Regions from separate parts of the Homo sapiens genome. Here regions 1, 2 and 4 are each linked to region 3. The links are chromatin contacts, found by Hi-C or POLR2A ChIA-PET in ENCODE. All regions are on one chromosome and are shown on one strand. Each heading gives the region's core, a stretch centred on a gene start or an enhancer-like site at or near the end of the contact. The rest is flanking DNA. Distances are from core to core; before and after follow the strand shown. Region 1 overlaps TPK1 (thiamin pyrophosphokinase 1). Region 2 holds the start of TPK1 (thiamin pyrophosphokinase 1). Region 3 holds the start of TCAF1 (TRPM8 channel associated factor 1). Region 4 holds the start of CASP2 (caspase 2).

Region 1 (3,832 bases), core at 759-3,258, 910 kb after region 3:
AGGAAAGCTACTTTTCTTCCCCTGTATATTATCATGAAATTTCACATTTTAAAAATAAGACTTCATTTCAAATCCTGAAATCACTGAAAAATCTCCAGCCTTACATGAAACTTCTTTTAAGTCTTTTACTTTAATAATACATCTCTACATACAATTGCAGCGATTGTGATGGCTTTTATTAGTATTATATTTCAACAGTTTGTTGCTTTTCACATTCTCTTAACTGTTCTGCAAGAGGCTTATTAAAAAGATTCAGTGACAAATGCCAAGATATTCTGCTATATCTGTAATTATATTAAATAAAATACCCACTACTTTTTCACTAAAAAAAATATTTCTTCAACACGTTGGCTACTTTCTACTGAGTCAAAGCAGGAGTCCTGAGTGACCTATGATCAACTCAGACCACCATGCCTGAATTCTTTAGTTAACAACCACTCTCCATGATACACTTTATCATACTTCTTGCCTTCACTGCCCTTTTATCAGAGGAAACAAATCGGATTTCATCACCTACAGCCAAGATGTCCAAAATCCCTAACTACTTCCTGTGACCAGAAAAAAAAAAAAGTATGCTTCACTAGACTGGGCACACTGCTGGTCCTCCCCTTTGTCCCACTCTGTAAGGCAAGCTAGCGTCACAGGCTTCTTGCCTGAAAATCAATATAAGTTAATCCAACCACCCATCCAGTTCAATCTCTCCCAAGAAGGCCTTGAAGACTAATGTTCCAACACCTCAAAAATAGGAAGATTATAAAAAGGCAGAATAACAATAGAGGAGTATCCTTCCTACAAGGACAAAGATGTGCTGGGCAAAATCTAGAGAAAAGAAATGCCAAATCTGAATTTCGACAGCCATTTCAACCTGAAATTAATGTTATGACATCCAGAGCACAGCCAAAAATTATAGTCGGAATAAGCCACACAAAAACTGTAGCTATGAGATCACTGTTGAACTAAGCCAAAGCTTCCTTTATATAGCATCCACATCCCAGTATTGTTTCTCTTTACAGCAAAGAAATCTTGTACTCTCAAGAGCTGACCACAGCATTATCGAAATAGCCTTACATAGAGGCAAGTTTGGGGAAAAAAAAGGTAAAGGAAATTTAAAGTTTATAGCTTCAGAAGAAACTCTCTACCACCATTTTGTTGGATGGAAGAAACATGCCAGAGATAAAAAACCAGGAAACCTTTAATTTAGAGTAATTCAGCCTATTTTTCATCCCTTGGAAACGTTACCATTTCTATGTAGAGTATGGGCATTCAACAGCATAGAATTCAGCTCTGCAGGAATTCACATTTTAAAACATCATTTTTTAAACCAACTGGATACATGAGAACTTTCAATAAAAATATAATAAACTTTAAAATCTTGGCATGTGCAAACTATCAGATCAGCTGCCTAGAATTCAAGCTCGCATAAAGACTGAATACACCTGAAATTACATGTGTAGGATAGTAATGGTTACAGCCCACAAGAATTATTTGTATCATTCTACCACGAGTTTGACAGTGTTGCCATTAAAAAAGGAGAAGAATTGCTTTTCAACCCTCAGTGAAAATTTAGCCTGTTATCACTATGTGAGATTCTGACATTACGGGAAAGAAGAACAGCTCTTCTGAAAATTAGTCCTTATTTTAAAAGCTTAAGATACTGAACAAAGATAAAAGAAATTAAAGTAATTCTCAAAGAAAAAACTGTCAATATATTCCAAGCTTCTTCAAGAACACAGAGATTTCAGTTTCACATTATAATTAGCTTTCACAATTGAAACTTAGAATTGCTCATGCACAATGACTACGTGAAGGAATAAAGAAAAACTAAAATATTATAATGCAGCCTGTGATTTACTGGGAAAGTAGAGCTTTAATACATGAAGTGAGGCTCAAAGAAAAATGGGCTGGAATATATAATACAGGCAACCAACCAGGTTTAGAACCCACATATTTAAAGGGCCACAGCTTCTGTCATGCTTGGAACCTGGGGACACTTCCTCCACTGCCTTAACAACCTGTTACCACTGCCACTTCCGGAGTCTCAATCTCACACTTCCTGCCAAAAATTCAGAAGCCAGGAAGCATATCTGATTGCCAAAAGTTCTAAAATCCTGCTACATTATGCATTGAGTGAGTTTTATAAGGCAGTCTAAGACCTTAACCAACATTGTAATTTCATTTCCATGAGAAAATATATTCTGAGTTTAAAACTACAAACACAACAGAGACTTTGGATAAAACTGTCTGCGCACATTTAAACTTAATTAGAGCTAATCAGCATAGCTAATAAATTTCTTTTACTAAGGTAAACCTGACACTTTCCAGGCTCAACCATTCACCATTAACTTTAAAAAACAAATTAAACCAAGCAAGTATCTTATCTTCAACTATGCACAAAGGCCAAAAACTGACTTAAAATTCACAGGACCTGCATACAACAACTTAAAAAATGCGCATGACCCACAGCCCTTTCTCGTATGCTATTACACGGCAGAATAAAGCATTTAGCACATATTACCACGAATCCTATATTGATGACATAACGGTAATTGGTTTTGGATTCATTTCCGTGTTTTCAAACACCTTCTAGTTTTGCCAAAAACAGAGTGAACATATTCCTATAAGTAATTTATTGACAGAATCCTGTATTTTAAAACCGACTATTCGTCAAAGATTCTGTGATGAGGTAGGGCTAAAATAGGGCAGGTGGTGGTTTGGACAAAGGGACAATTTATATTACAAGTGACTTTGAGAACTTTTTATATATATCATATATATCTTCATTCCATTTTAATAACCTGTTTTGAGGACTTCTTTAGTTCCCTGTATTTATATCTCAATACACAAATCCTTAAGATCCAGGGCACATTGAAAGGAAGCTTCAAAGACAGGAAAAGTAAAAAAAAAATCTAAAAGGCTGAGAAGAGGGAAAAGGGAAAGGGGAGAAGGCCAGGAATAATCTGTAATCAATCTTTTTTATTTTTGTATTAATACTGCTTACTGTAACTTATAAGGTGCAGGTAGCCATTCCAGGTCCAATTTCAAGTTATATCGCTAAACTAATGAAAAAACTTTTTTATAACTTTTCTGAGATCCCATTTTGTCCTCTTTAAGTGAACCCTTAATTAGACCTAACTTTGATGAACTCAAACCAGCAATTAATACTTCCTAGACCCACTGACTTTTGTTACTTGTTAAATCCTCCTGAGACATACATTAAAACCTGATGTTTTTAGTAGCCATAGCACTAACACAAAGTAATGAATATATTTACATTTTCATTATACCTTGACAGCATTTTTTCCTAAATAGATTATTTATTTAACATATTATAAACTGTAATATGCACTGAAATTTTTCAGTAAGCAGGCTATTTATATAACATTCACCCAGATGCTATCTAATGCAGTTGACTAGAATAACACTGTGTAGACAGCCATTCTTCTATGAGTTATGGCTCACATAAAAAATATTCCAGCAAATATAACTGCTATTGTTTTTAAACTCCTTTAAATACGCAATCACTACCTCTCTTCCTACAATGGCTTTCCAGGTCAAATATCTTTTTTTTTAAGTCTAAAATCCTGTCATAGTGTTACCTTCTCCAAGTTCCAATTTCCTCCCATTCTATCATAACCTTCATTCATTTGGCATTCAGTCACTACCATGTACCATCTAAATTAGAAGCTCTACAAAAGACAAAATCTCTTGGGCTCCAAGGTTTTCTACATGCTAGCCTTCATTTCTGTTTTTTAATAAGGTTATCCATACATCATCAGTAGAAAATCTTCCCCAACCTTTTACAAACTCAGCCTTATCTAGAAAACAATAGAAC
Region 2 (3,449 bases), core at 1-2,500, 930 kb after region 3:
GCCAGCCCATTCACCAGATGAGGCAAAAACCCAAGATAAATATCTGAGCAAGTCACGTAGACTGGGGCCCCCGAGCCCCAATACCAAGCGCCCCTTTATAAGCTCTTACATTTTGTCCAAATTTGAAATGGTTTCGTTAAGGCAGAAGCTTGGACTACTTCCCCATTGCTAGCTTTGGAAAGTAGTCACTTTCCTTTCCGGGCCCTTCGTCCTTGTTGATTGGCTCTGCAAGCAGCGAGCAGCCCAGCCTGAACTCGGTTACACAGTAATTTCAAATCTTAGAAGAATAAAATATCCTGAGTGTTATATAGATTTAAAACACTTGATATAATCATTTGCCAATCTTTTATTAGATAAGCTCGGGGCACTTTCAATGGATTAAAAATGCATCACGGTCAGGCAACGATGACCGTCCTTAATGCCTGCAATGTCTAATGTTCCGCTATGTTCCAGATTTGTTCGCGCTGTTGGTGGAGGCGCAACAGCCGGGAAGCGCTTACTGGGCTCCACACGGACTACACACACTGTATCTTGTCATTTCGTCCTCACAGCAAGGACTGATACGTAAGCTCATTTTTCAGATGAGGAAAATGAGACCGGCGAGAGGCTGATATGCTTAGCGGTACAGAGCTAGGAAATCAGGGACAGAACCCAGGCTGGAAGTCACGCTGGCTCTAGAGCCCCGTCCTTTCGACCTGTTCCCGTCGCTGGGGAGGGGCACGTCAGTGACACTAAACCGTGGAAAGAAATACAGTACCAGTGGAAAGCAGGGGCTCCAACGGGGTAAAGGCATGCTCCATAACGGATTATTGGCCTCTGCATTAAAAAAAAAAAAGTGAAGTTAGACTCTCAGTTTTAATTAAACATCGCGCAGAACCAACAGCACGGGAGCCGCCTGAACCTGGCACTCGGCAGCGGCGCGCTCCGGGACCCAGGAGCCAGCTGAGCTGCGGCGCAGCACCCGGCGCTGGGGACCCGCCACGGCTCGCCTACAGCACCGCCGCGGGCGGGGGCCCCCGGAGACCGGCCGCGCGGGCCGCTATGAGGTCCGAGGGGTTGCCCCTGCCGCCTCTCTCCGCGAACCCATCACCATCCGGGAACCTGGGGAGCGAGAGGCGGCCGCCCCCTTCCGCGGCCCGCGCGCCCGGCAGCAGTCGCACTTACACAATGGCTGGTAGGAGCCACAGACTGGAGATCGCAGGCTGCGGGAGCTACGGCGATCGACCGCTCGGCGCTCGGCTGAGGAGCCTTGGCGCGCGGTCCTCGCTCGCAGGTTTTAGCCCCCGGGACGCGAGGTGGCCCCGCCCGCTTCCGGGAGCCGGAGGCAAGTGGGAGCCGCGCCCTGTGCTCTGCGTCCGGCACTACCCACCTCAAGTCTCCAAGGCTTCGTTTTCTGGGCTGGTTCTGCTAGCTGTAGTACTGCTGCCGGGCCCTCTGCACTCAGCTTTAACAAGGAGGCCATTTGCTTCAAACTAAGTGGCGAATTCCCTATCACCCATGCTTGACCTAGCTTCCAAGCCAAACTTACTTTCCACTGTGCTGCTTCTAGTCCTGCTACCGGTGTCCTCCCTGAGCCGTCGGGTTAAAAGCTTTCCTTCCTGGCCGGGTGCGGTGACTCACGCCTGTAATCCCAGCAGTTTGGGAGGCCGAGGCGGACGGATCATGAGGTCAGAAGTTCGAGACCAGCCTGGCCAGCATGGTGAAACCTCGTCTCTACTAAAAATACAAAAAATTAGCCGGGCATGGTGGCGCGCGCCTGTAGGCCCAGCTACTCGGGAGGCCGAGGCAGGAGAATCGCTTGAACCCGGGAGGCCGGAGGTTGCAGTGAGCCAAGATCACACCAGTGCACTCCAGTCTGGGCGACAAAGCGAGACTCCATCTCAAAGAAAAAAAAAAAGCTTTCTTTAGGGAACACTCCGTTAAGAGCTTTCCTTACTTTGCTTTGTGGAAACAGAATGTTTTTGTTGGAAGAAACTTTAAGCCACCTATCTGCAGCTGCAGAGCGTCACTGTTGCAATACAGGCTTTTCCAATAGTGAGCGAACCTAATCTCCCTCTACCCTCTTAAGGTTTCCACCTGGGCCTAAGAGGTTAAATTGACTTAAGACAGTTTAACAGGGGAAAAGCTTACAGCTATGTGCATGGGAGTCCACAAGAAAAGACCCAAAGAAGGAGGAAGCCTAAATGCTTATATACGGGTTTAGCTACAACAAATTTCAAAAGTCCATGTTTAAATATGACCTTAATGAACCTAAAAGACAATTGGGGTACAAGGAAACTATCTGCACATGTAATAGACAAGTGGTTGCCATGTGTTTATCCTATGAAGAGCTGTTACCAGTTGATGTGTCCAGGTTCTTGGCGTCTTGAACAAAGAATTGGACAAAACGCACAAAGCAAGGAAAGAATGAAGCAAAAACAGAGATTTATTGAAGATGAAAGTACACCCCATAGGTTGGGAGCGCCCGAGGATAGGGGCTCAAGAGTGCCGTTAGAGAATGTTCTGGGGTTTAAATGCCAGCTAGAGGTTTCCATTGGTTACTTGGCTTATGCCCTATGTAAATGAAGAGGATGAAGTAAATTTTAAAGTCATTTACTGGATATAAGCCCTGTGTAAATGGAGAGGATGTTTCCTGTCATTGCTGAAGTACTGCAATTTGATTTAGTTCCAGGAAGTCAGCATGAATCGGCCTTAACATTCCCTGCCTCCAGACCCTATTCTGCCTCAGAACTACATGTCCATTAGTAAAAGGCAAACCAGAAAAATTATGACCAAGGATATAAACAGGCAAGGCAAATTATAGAAGGTAGTCAAATGGCAAAAACACATCACCAATATTCAGAACGAAATCTTGAACAATGAATTCAATGGCAGATTGTAACCAATTTTTTAAGCAGTAATAAAAATTTACACTTACTGATCAATTATTATGTTCCAGTCAGTGTTGAGGTCTTTTATATTTTATTTAATTACCCTAAAATGTAGGCTCCAGGAAAACAAGGACCAAAATTTAGTTGTTGGCCCTTGAATCCTCACTCTAGCACAGTTTACTTGTTAATGATTTGTCTCCCCCTACTAGAGAGCTAGCTCTCTAAGGGCAGGAGCCTTGTCTATTTCCTTCCCTGCTATTTCTCCAGCCACACAGTGTGTCTCACCAAGATAAGTTCAGTAAATGTGAAATAAATTAACAAATAATGGGAAAAAAATGGAGAATTATGGTACTTCATACCAGGAATTACAGGCATACCTCCTTTTATTGTGTTTAGCTTTATTGTGCTTTACAGATACCGCTTTTACAAATTGAAAGTTTGTGGCAAGCCTGCATCAAGCAGGTCTATCTGCAACATTTTTCCGAAAGCGTGTACCTGCTTCGTGTCTCTGCGTCATATTTTGGTAATTTTCACAATACTTCAAATATTTCCATTAATATATTCATTACAATCTGTGAT
Region 3 (3,419 bases), core at 805-3,304:
CCCAGCTATATACTCTAGGGAAGCTCCCACACAAGTGTACTTGAATATTAGAGGACATGGGCAGGCTTTAAAGTGGCCCCGATAATCCCTGCCTCCAGGTGTTCATGTCCTTGTGTCACCCCCTTCCCTTCAGTGTGAGTTGGGCCTAGGGACTCACTTCTAATGAATATAAAATGGCAAAAATAATGGGATGTCGCTTCTGAGGTTACAGAAAGAATCTGACTTCTGTCTTTCTCTTTTTCTCTGTGGGAGCCTTCTCTCTGGGGGGAGTAAGCTGCCATGTTGCAACCATTCTTTATACAGAGGCCCATGTGGCAAAGAACTGATGTGTACAGCCAGGGTCAGTGAGGCCAATCGGCCTGCCAGCAGTCATGTGAGTAAGCCTGGGAGAGGTCCTCGACCCTACGCCTAGCCTTGAGATGACTGAGGCCCAGTCAATACCTTGATTGTTGATACAGCTTGTGAGAGACCCTGAGTCAGAGACTCCCAGCTAAGCCCCTCCTGGATTCCTGATCACAGAAACTGTAAGATAGGAGGTAACAGGACTTGTTTTGTTTGTTCGCTTTGGTTTGAAGCTGCTAGGTGTTGGGGTAATTTGTTACATAGCTTATAGATAAATCATACACCTCCAAAAGTAGAAACAATCCAATGTCCATCAGCAGTAGAATGGATAAATTATGTACATTTACACCTTAAATGACGAAAACGAAAATGGAAGGAAGCATGAAAGATGAATCTATAAAACTTAAGAATACGTACAGGATAATGTCATTAATATAATGTCATTATAATGAGAAAGCCAATACATATGTTTTAGGAATACACACACAAATATGGTAAAACTAAAAAGAAAAGCAAGGGATTCATTAAATTAAGACAAAAATCACGAAAGATGTCACATCTCAGAGAATGGAGGAGAATGGACCATGGGCATCAGTTGGGACTCATGGGCTTCTAAGGTACTGTGACGCCCTATTTCTTGACCCAAGGAGATGGTCAGGCATTCGTTTCATTATTTTTTAGACCATTCTGAGATATTTCATTTACTTTTTATTCAACATTTTAAAACAAAGTATTGAAACCAATTCATCAACAAATCACTAGTTTGGAGGATGAAAGTGATGGACCGATGGTTGGCTGGTCAGCTAGACAGACACATTCTGTCCTTTACGTCTAGTTCGAGCTGTACTTCTTCTAAATTTCCATGATTATCCAATTGGCAAAGATCTTTTTCTCCTGTACTTAAGGCCTTCTTCCGTTGCAGGTTGGGCCAAACTAGCGGCCAGCTCTCGGCTGTTTACCAGGGAACTGTATCACCCAGCACTTGCTGCTTCAGGCCAAATGCATTCCAGACTAACATTCAGCCTGAATCCCCGCGCCGCTCTCACCGCCACCCCTCCCCAGGTCCCTTCCCCCACCACAAACCCACACTGCGCCCGTGGGCGCCTAGAGCACTGGGGTGGATGAGAACTTCCACCTGGGCTTAACGGAGACAAGCTAGCCTAGAAGAATGCAAGCCCCCAGCTGGCGAGATCAAATCGCCTCGAGGGTTCCTGCTAGCTCAGATCTTAATGGCTCCTTGCGGAGCAAAAAACAAATCCTACGAAAATAGGGGGGGTCATCGCCTCCTGCCCAGCAGAGGGCATAACAATGCGGCGAGAATGAAATAGGCACCGAGCTGCAGAGAAAAATCATCAACGGGGTAGAGACGAAGGAAGGGATCCTCGGTGGAACGGCTCTATCACCTGGGGGCGCGCGCAGAGGCCGCAATCCACGCCCGGCCCTCCCCAGACGCTAAACGTCGCACCCCGCCCACCGCTCCCCGCCCCGGACACTAACCCGGGGCCCAGGCCTCGGTCACCGCGGGCCTCTCCTGGTCCAGAGTCTACGCTGAACCCCACTCACTGTTTGCCCCGCTGTTCCCTGCAGCGCGGGTTCGGGGCAGTAGCAACCTGCTAGGAGCGGGAGGCGGTTGTTCCCAGGAGGAAGCAGCTTCTCCGCCCAGGAGGCAAAGGGCAGCGGGCTCGAAACTACAGGACTTGGAAAGTCTTAGGCGGAGACTGCGGGGGTGGGGGGTGGTGAGGAGGGGCCTTCCAGGGAGCTGATTGGTCGACGCGGACGGGGGCGGGACTTGGCCGGCGCCGTCCCTCCCCTAGACCTCAGAGGCCCTGCCCGCAGATGTGGCGCCAAATCCCGGATGCAGGCCTAGGCGCCAGCCCAGGAATATAGGGAGCAAATTGTTAAGAACAAAACAAAACAAAACAAAAGTGAGAATACTTCTGAACAAGTGACGGCCTTGATAAATAGCGAGAGATGTTTATATAAAATAATACAGGACTATTTTTAAGGACGAGTGAAATCTATCGGTTCTAGCTATAGTTTTTAATTAAAAAAGCAAGTTGTATTAAAATGGAGAGTAGGATCTCTCTTTCCCCCTCCCCTCCCCTCCCCTCCCCTCCCCTCCCCTCCCCTCCCCTCCAGGGGGAGGGTCTGCTTCTGCCACCCAGGCTGGAGTGCAGTGGTGCCATCACAGCTCACTGCAGCTTCAACCTCCCAGGCTCAAGCGATCCTTCCACCTCAGAGGCTGGGACCACAAGTGCGCCGCCACCACGCCCAGCTAACTTTTTGATTTTTTGTTAGAGACAGGGTTTTACTTTGTTGCCCAGGCTGGTCTCGAACGCCAGGGCTCAAGTGATCCTCCCGCCTCGGCCTCCCAAAGTGCTGGGATCACAGGCCTGAGCCACTGCATCAGCTTTAGCATTACATTCGTGTATGAAGAAGACATGCTGCATGTGCTTCTATAAGAGGCGGGGCTAACGGTGGAGAAATTGTCTATTGATTCTTACCTTCACAACCACTGAATTGTTTTTTTTTAAACCAATACATTGTTTTTATAAGTTTAATAAAACAGTAAGGCGTTGAGAATGTTACTAACCAATCAACAGATGACAGATATTGGGCATGAGGGAGGAAAGAAAGAAAGGAGTAGCAGGGAAAAAGCCTGGACTTTGAAGCCACCACATCCTCTGCTTACAAGTTGGGCAGTGTATTCATTGCTAAGGCTGCTGTGATAAATTTTCACACATTTAGTGGCTTAAAACAACACAGATTTACTACTATCTTCCAGGACTGTAGGTCCTGGAAGTCCAGCACAGGTCTCACTGGGCTATCATCCAGGTGTAGGCAGGGATGTGTTTCTCTTTGCAGGATCTAGGGACAAATCTATTTTCCTTGCTTTTTCCAGCTTCCAGAGGCTCCCGCATTCCCTGGCTTGCAGCCCTTTCCTTCATCTTCAAAGTCAGCAATCTCATGGCTCCAGCCTCTGCTTCTGTGTCACATCTCCTTCTTTGAGTCTCCTGCTTCCTTCTTTCACTTAGAAGGACCTTGTGATTACATTGTGCCTATCCAGATAATCTAGA
Region 4 (3,500 bases), core at 100-2,599, 610 kb before region 3:
GTGGCATAATTTGAGTCTTCTGGCAACATTTGGTGACCTACCCCATATCCAATATTTCCAGCGTTAGATTGAGGATGAGGTAGGGAGGTGATCCAGAGAAGGCGGAGAAGGAAGAAGTAACCTCTGAGTGGCGGCTATTGCTTCTGTTCCAGGTGCTGTTCGAGCTGTTAGAACCCTTAGGCTTGACAGCTTTGTGAGTTATTATTGAAAAATGAGGATTCCAAGAGTCAGAGGAGTTTGATAATGTGCACGAGGGCACACTGCTAGTAAATAACATTAAAATAACTGGAATGAACTCCTGATCCCAAAGCCTATTGTGTTTTCAACACAAGGTAATAGGAAGCCAAGCAACTTGCATGTCTCCCAATCCCTGTCTAGGGACAGCTGCTGGTGCAGGATGGAAGACTTCCTATAAACAGAATGGGCGACCAATTGTGTCTACAGAGGGGGTGGGCTGAGCATGGGCACGCATGTCCCCAGCCTCCTGGACGAGCAAAGTCAGTCAAAGCGCTGGTGATCCCTGCTCCGCGTGCGTAGCAGTGTCTGTGCCTCTCCTGCCCAGGGGCTAGAGAGCAGTCTCCAGTGCAGGGTCCCCATCCTATCTGAAAACAGTGGAGTCAGTGACCCCAGGTGGAGGGACTTCCAGTTTTAACAATGGGTTGGTATGAAGGCCAGAAGGAGTGAAACATGTGAACTTTCTGGCGAGGAGACTCCCTCTTGAATCATCCATATGTAGCCCCGGGGTCACTTGCGAAGAGTCTCTAACAGCTTCTGCCTCACTCCTAAGCTCTGACCGCTAGGCTTTCACCCCAGCCGCCGGTCCTGATTCCTGAGATCCCAATATTGAGCACCAGGTTTCCTGGAATTGTGTGCTGCGGCTGTGATGTAGGTTTCGGTCGCTGGAAGCTGCTAAACCATAGCTGACGCCCCCTCCTAAGCCAGCCTTCCTTCCCCGCGCGGGCATCTGTCCAGGGCCTTGTCGCGCTCTCAGTCTCCTTCGCAGCCTGGCCCCAACCGTTCAACTTCAATAAAGCAAAACTCCAGCCACGCCCGTCTCCGTGAAGTTATCGCCATAGGCCGGCCAGGGGGCGCGAGAGGCACCGGGGTGATTTCCGCGGGAATCGATAACCAATCGGATTCCCAGGCCGAACGGAGCACACCCGCCCGCCCTCGCTCTTTCCCCGCCCTTTGCCCCGCCCCGCTCCTTCCCCTCCTTTTGTCTGTCCGCCGAGCACCCCACTTCACCCCATTGGACCGCGCGGCCGCCGCTAGAGCTCTGCGCCTGCGCACGCACCGGGCCGGGGACTGGGTGGCCTGGTGTGTGGGCGCGGCAGGGCGCAGGCGCAGGCGCAGTGTGCGTCCGCGTCTGAGGGGAGGGATGTGGGGGAAGCGACGGCCCCCGGTTTGTTTGGGCTGTGGGCGGTGCGCAGCGGAGAGCCCGGGAAAAGCGGGAAATGGCGGCGCCGAGCGCGGGGTCTTGGTCCACCTTCCAGCACAAGGAGCTGATGGCCGCTGACAGGGGACGCAGGTAAGTAGGGAACGGTCTTAGGGCTCCTTAGGGGAGCCCAGGGAAGGGGAGCGTGGCCCCCAGGCGTGCGGCCCTGCAGCCCCCTCCCCTCGGAGCCCCGGAAAGCAGCCGTGTCCGCGCTTCCTGCCAAGGGTGGGACGCCCGCCCGAGCCGCTCCGAGCCTGACTCCGCGCAAGGGCCCGCGGGCGGACCTCTTGGCCTTGTCTCTCGTGGGAAAAGACTGCCCCAGCCTCCCTTTGTTCAACCCACGAGGGTTCTAAAGGGGAGGTCTTTGCAGTCCTGCCCGCTCTTGGGTTCTCTTGAAGATTCTTCATCCTTTCCTCTGGCTCCCTTATGAGGGAAACTATAAAAAGACCATACTCTGTCTCCTTAAAAATCGACGAGACCTTCTGCAGACCTCGGTGCTCTGCCTGATGTGCATTTGATTTGTATCGATTGTATCATGATCTGCATGGCTTTGCATAGAATGACCAGATTTTCAAAGAAGTCAATACAGGGTTTGGAAATTGAGTACTTTTGGCAGAACAAGGGGGTTCCTGTGGCTCCGAGTGTCCATGCCTCTGCCCCGGTCATTCCATTTCATGGCAGTCATCACCCAGGAGAACATTGTAATGCCTCCTGCTCGAGACTGAAGATTAAGGTCTTCGCAAAGGGAACCTGCAGAAGGACACAGAATTAAGACGTAGGAACTCCGTGGTGCCCTTCGCCCCTCCTCCCCTTCCAGTTGTGTCCTGAAATTCTAAATGATTGGAAACTTTTATAATGTTCACGTTTAAGACTCTCATACTACAGAGTAGAGGAAGGAGCGGGTGTGCAGAGGGGGTGATGCTTCAGATTAAAACTAAAGAGTTGATTGAAAATTCAAGTCTGGAACTCGAGAGAGTTAAGAACTATAAGTCAGTAAGTTGCAAGTATGGGTGAGATTGTCTAGGGAAAGGCTCTTTGAAGGGGCGTCCCTAATGGAATATCAATATTAAGGGCAGGCCAAAGGCCCTCTAAAGAAAACAGGAACTGGGTAGGCAGAGAGAAGACTCCCAAAGAATGCTGTCATGGAAACCAGAGGAAGAGAACGATTTAAGGAGCGAATACTACTGGTAAACTAATGGAAGAAATCTGCTGCACCACTGGTTAGTATCCCAGCTGCAGTGTTATATGTGATCGTTATTACTGCTTTGACGTATTCGAAAGTGATTCATTCTTAAATAGGTTTTTTTATTTGTATAGCTCTTTTTCTTGTAGCCAGTTTTTCCTGAAAGTCTTGGGTAATGGAAATATTACAGTAAAAAGAAGAAAAAATGGAGTTTCAGACTCATTTTTCCAAACCTCAGATTCATTGGCTGCTTCCAACCCACTTCATCTGTTTTAGGATCCCACCTGCTATCTTAGTTCTCCCAGTTCTTCCAGGACCCAGCTCTTCCCTCTTCTAACTATAAATCTCTCACCCAATAGCATCTGCAAGCCAAGTGCATCCATTCCATAGATGTGTGGTATTTCACTGACTCTAAGATACACATTTTTTCCCTCCCTTTTTTTTTTTTTTTTTTTTTTTGGACGGAGTCTTTGCTGTGTCACCCAGGCTGGAGTGCAGTGGAATGATCTCAGCTCACTGCAACCTCCATCTCCAAGGTTCAAGCGATTCTCCTGTCTCAGCCTCCCGAGTAGCTAGGACTACAGGCATGCAGCACCACACTCGGCTAATTTTTTGTATTTTTAGTAGAGACAGGGTTTCACCATGTTGGCCAGGCTGGTCTTGAACTCCTGACCTCAGGTGATCTGCCCACCTTAGCCTCCCAAAGTGCAGGGATTACAGGCATGAGCCACCGTGCCCGGCCTCCCCTCATGTTTTAACACCTTAGAAATCAGAATGCATTTTAGAGTAGGTTTTTAAGTTATAAATGGAAGTTATTGTATTTTCACTGCTATCAGGTGCCACCCTTCCTGCTGTTACATATGTGGAAAATGTGACGGGGCA

Evidence for each region. Hi-C counts contacts between places; a loop is a spot of excess contacts on that map. ChIA-PET counts read pairs that join two places held with the same protein, here RNA polymerase II (POLR2A). Pooled maps may share reads with other maps.
Region 1: a loop to region 3 is called in a map with no recorded cell type, with 4 times the contacts of the local background. The contact joins the enhancer-like site here to the promoter of TCAF1 in region 3. A Hi-C loop is called at or near these places in 3 of 37 single-sample maps with no recorded cell type and 2 of 50 pooled maps.
Region 2: a map of sigmoid colon shows a loop between it and region 3 (5-fold over the local background). The contact joins the promoter of TPK1 here to the promoter of TCAF1 in region 3. A Hi-C loop is called at or near these places in 2 of 168 maps with a recorded cell type or tissue (ascending aorta and sigmoid colon), 11 of 37 single-sample maps with no recorded cell type and 18 of 50 pooled maps. POLR2A ChIA-PET finds 5 or more read pairs at or near these places in 1 of 52 experiments (PC-9).
Region 4: a loop to region 3 is called in a map of B cell, with 8 times the contacts of the local background. The contact joins the promoter of CASP2 here to the promoter of TCAF1 in region 3. A Hi-C loop is called at or near these places in 3 of 168 maps with a recorded cell type or tissue (B cell, CD4-positive, alpha-beta T cell and ascending aorta), 2 of 37 single-sample maps with no recorded cell type and 17 of 50 pooled maps. POLR2A ChIA-PET finds 5 or more read pairs at or near these places in 2 of 52 experiments (HepG2 and WTC11).

What each region holds. Positions count from the first base shown.
Region 1 is chr7:144,811,068-144,814,899 of GRCh38, forward strand. The region is part of intron 2 of TPK1 (thiamin pyrophosphokinase 1); the gene reads right to left. Among named protein-coding and RNA genes, the nearest start is that of TPK1, 23 kb to the right of the region's middle. Within about 2 kb of position 2,009, at least 5 of the 41 ENCODE cell types and tissues checked have a DNase peak (open chromatin) inside an H3K27ac peak, as active enhancers do.
Region 2 is chr7:144,834,803-144,838,251 of GRCh38, forward strand. It overlaps TPK1 (thiamin pyrophosphokinase 1), which reads right to left and starts at 1,251. Exons shown (of 9, transcript NM_022445.4): 1 at 1,165-1,251; 2 at 758-816. The coding sequence starts at 800. RefSeq lists a silencer at 992-1,091 and an enhancer at 1,392-1,461.
Region 3 is chr7:143,900,122-143,903,540 of GRCh38, forward strand. TCAF1 (TRPM8 channel associated factor 1) reads right to left here and starts at 2,055. Exons shown (of 9, transcript NM_014719.3): 1 at 1,840-2,055. LOC105375549 (a long non-coding RNA gene) reads left to right here. Exons shown (of 3, transcript XR_007060574.1): 3 at 1-1,832. RefSeq lists enhancers at 1,023-1,560, 1,236-1,285 and a silencer at 2,076-2,215.
Region 4 is chr7:143,287,002-143,290,501 of GRCh38, forward strand. CASP2 (caspase 2) reads left to right here and starts at 1,350. Exons shown (of 11, transcript NM_032982.4): 1 at 1,350-1,528. The coding sequence starts at 1,455. It overlaps TMEM139 (transmembrane protein 139), which reads left to right. Exons shown (of 3, transcript NM_001282876.2): 3 at 1-1,047. RefSeq lists a silencer at 977-1,726.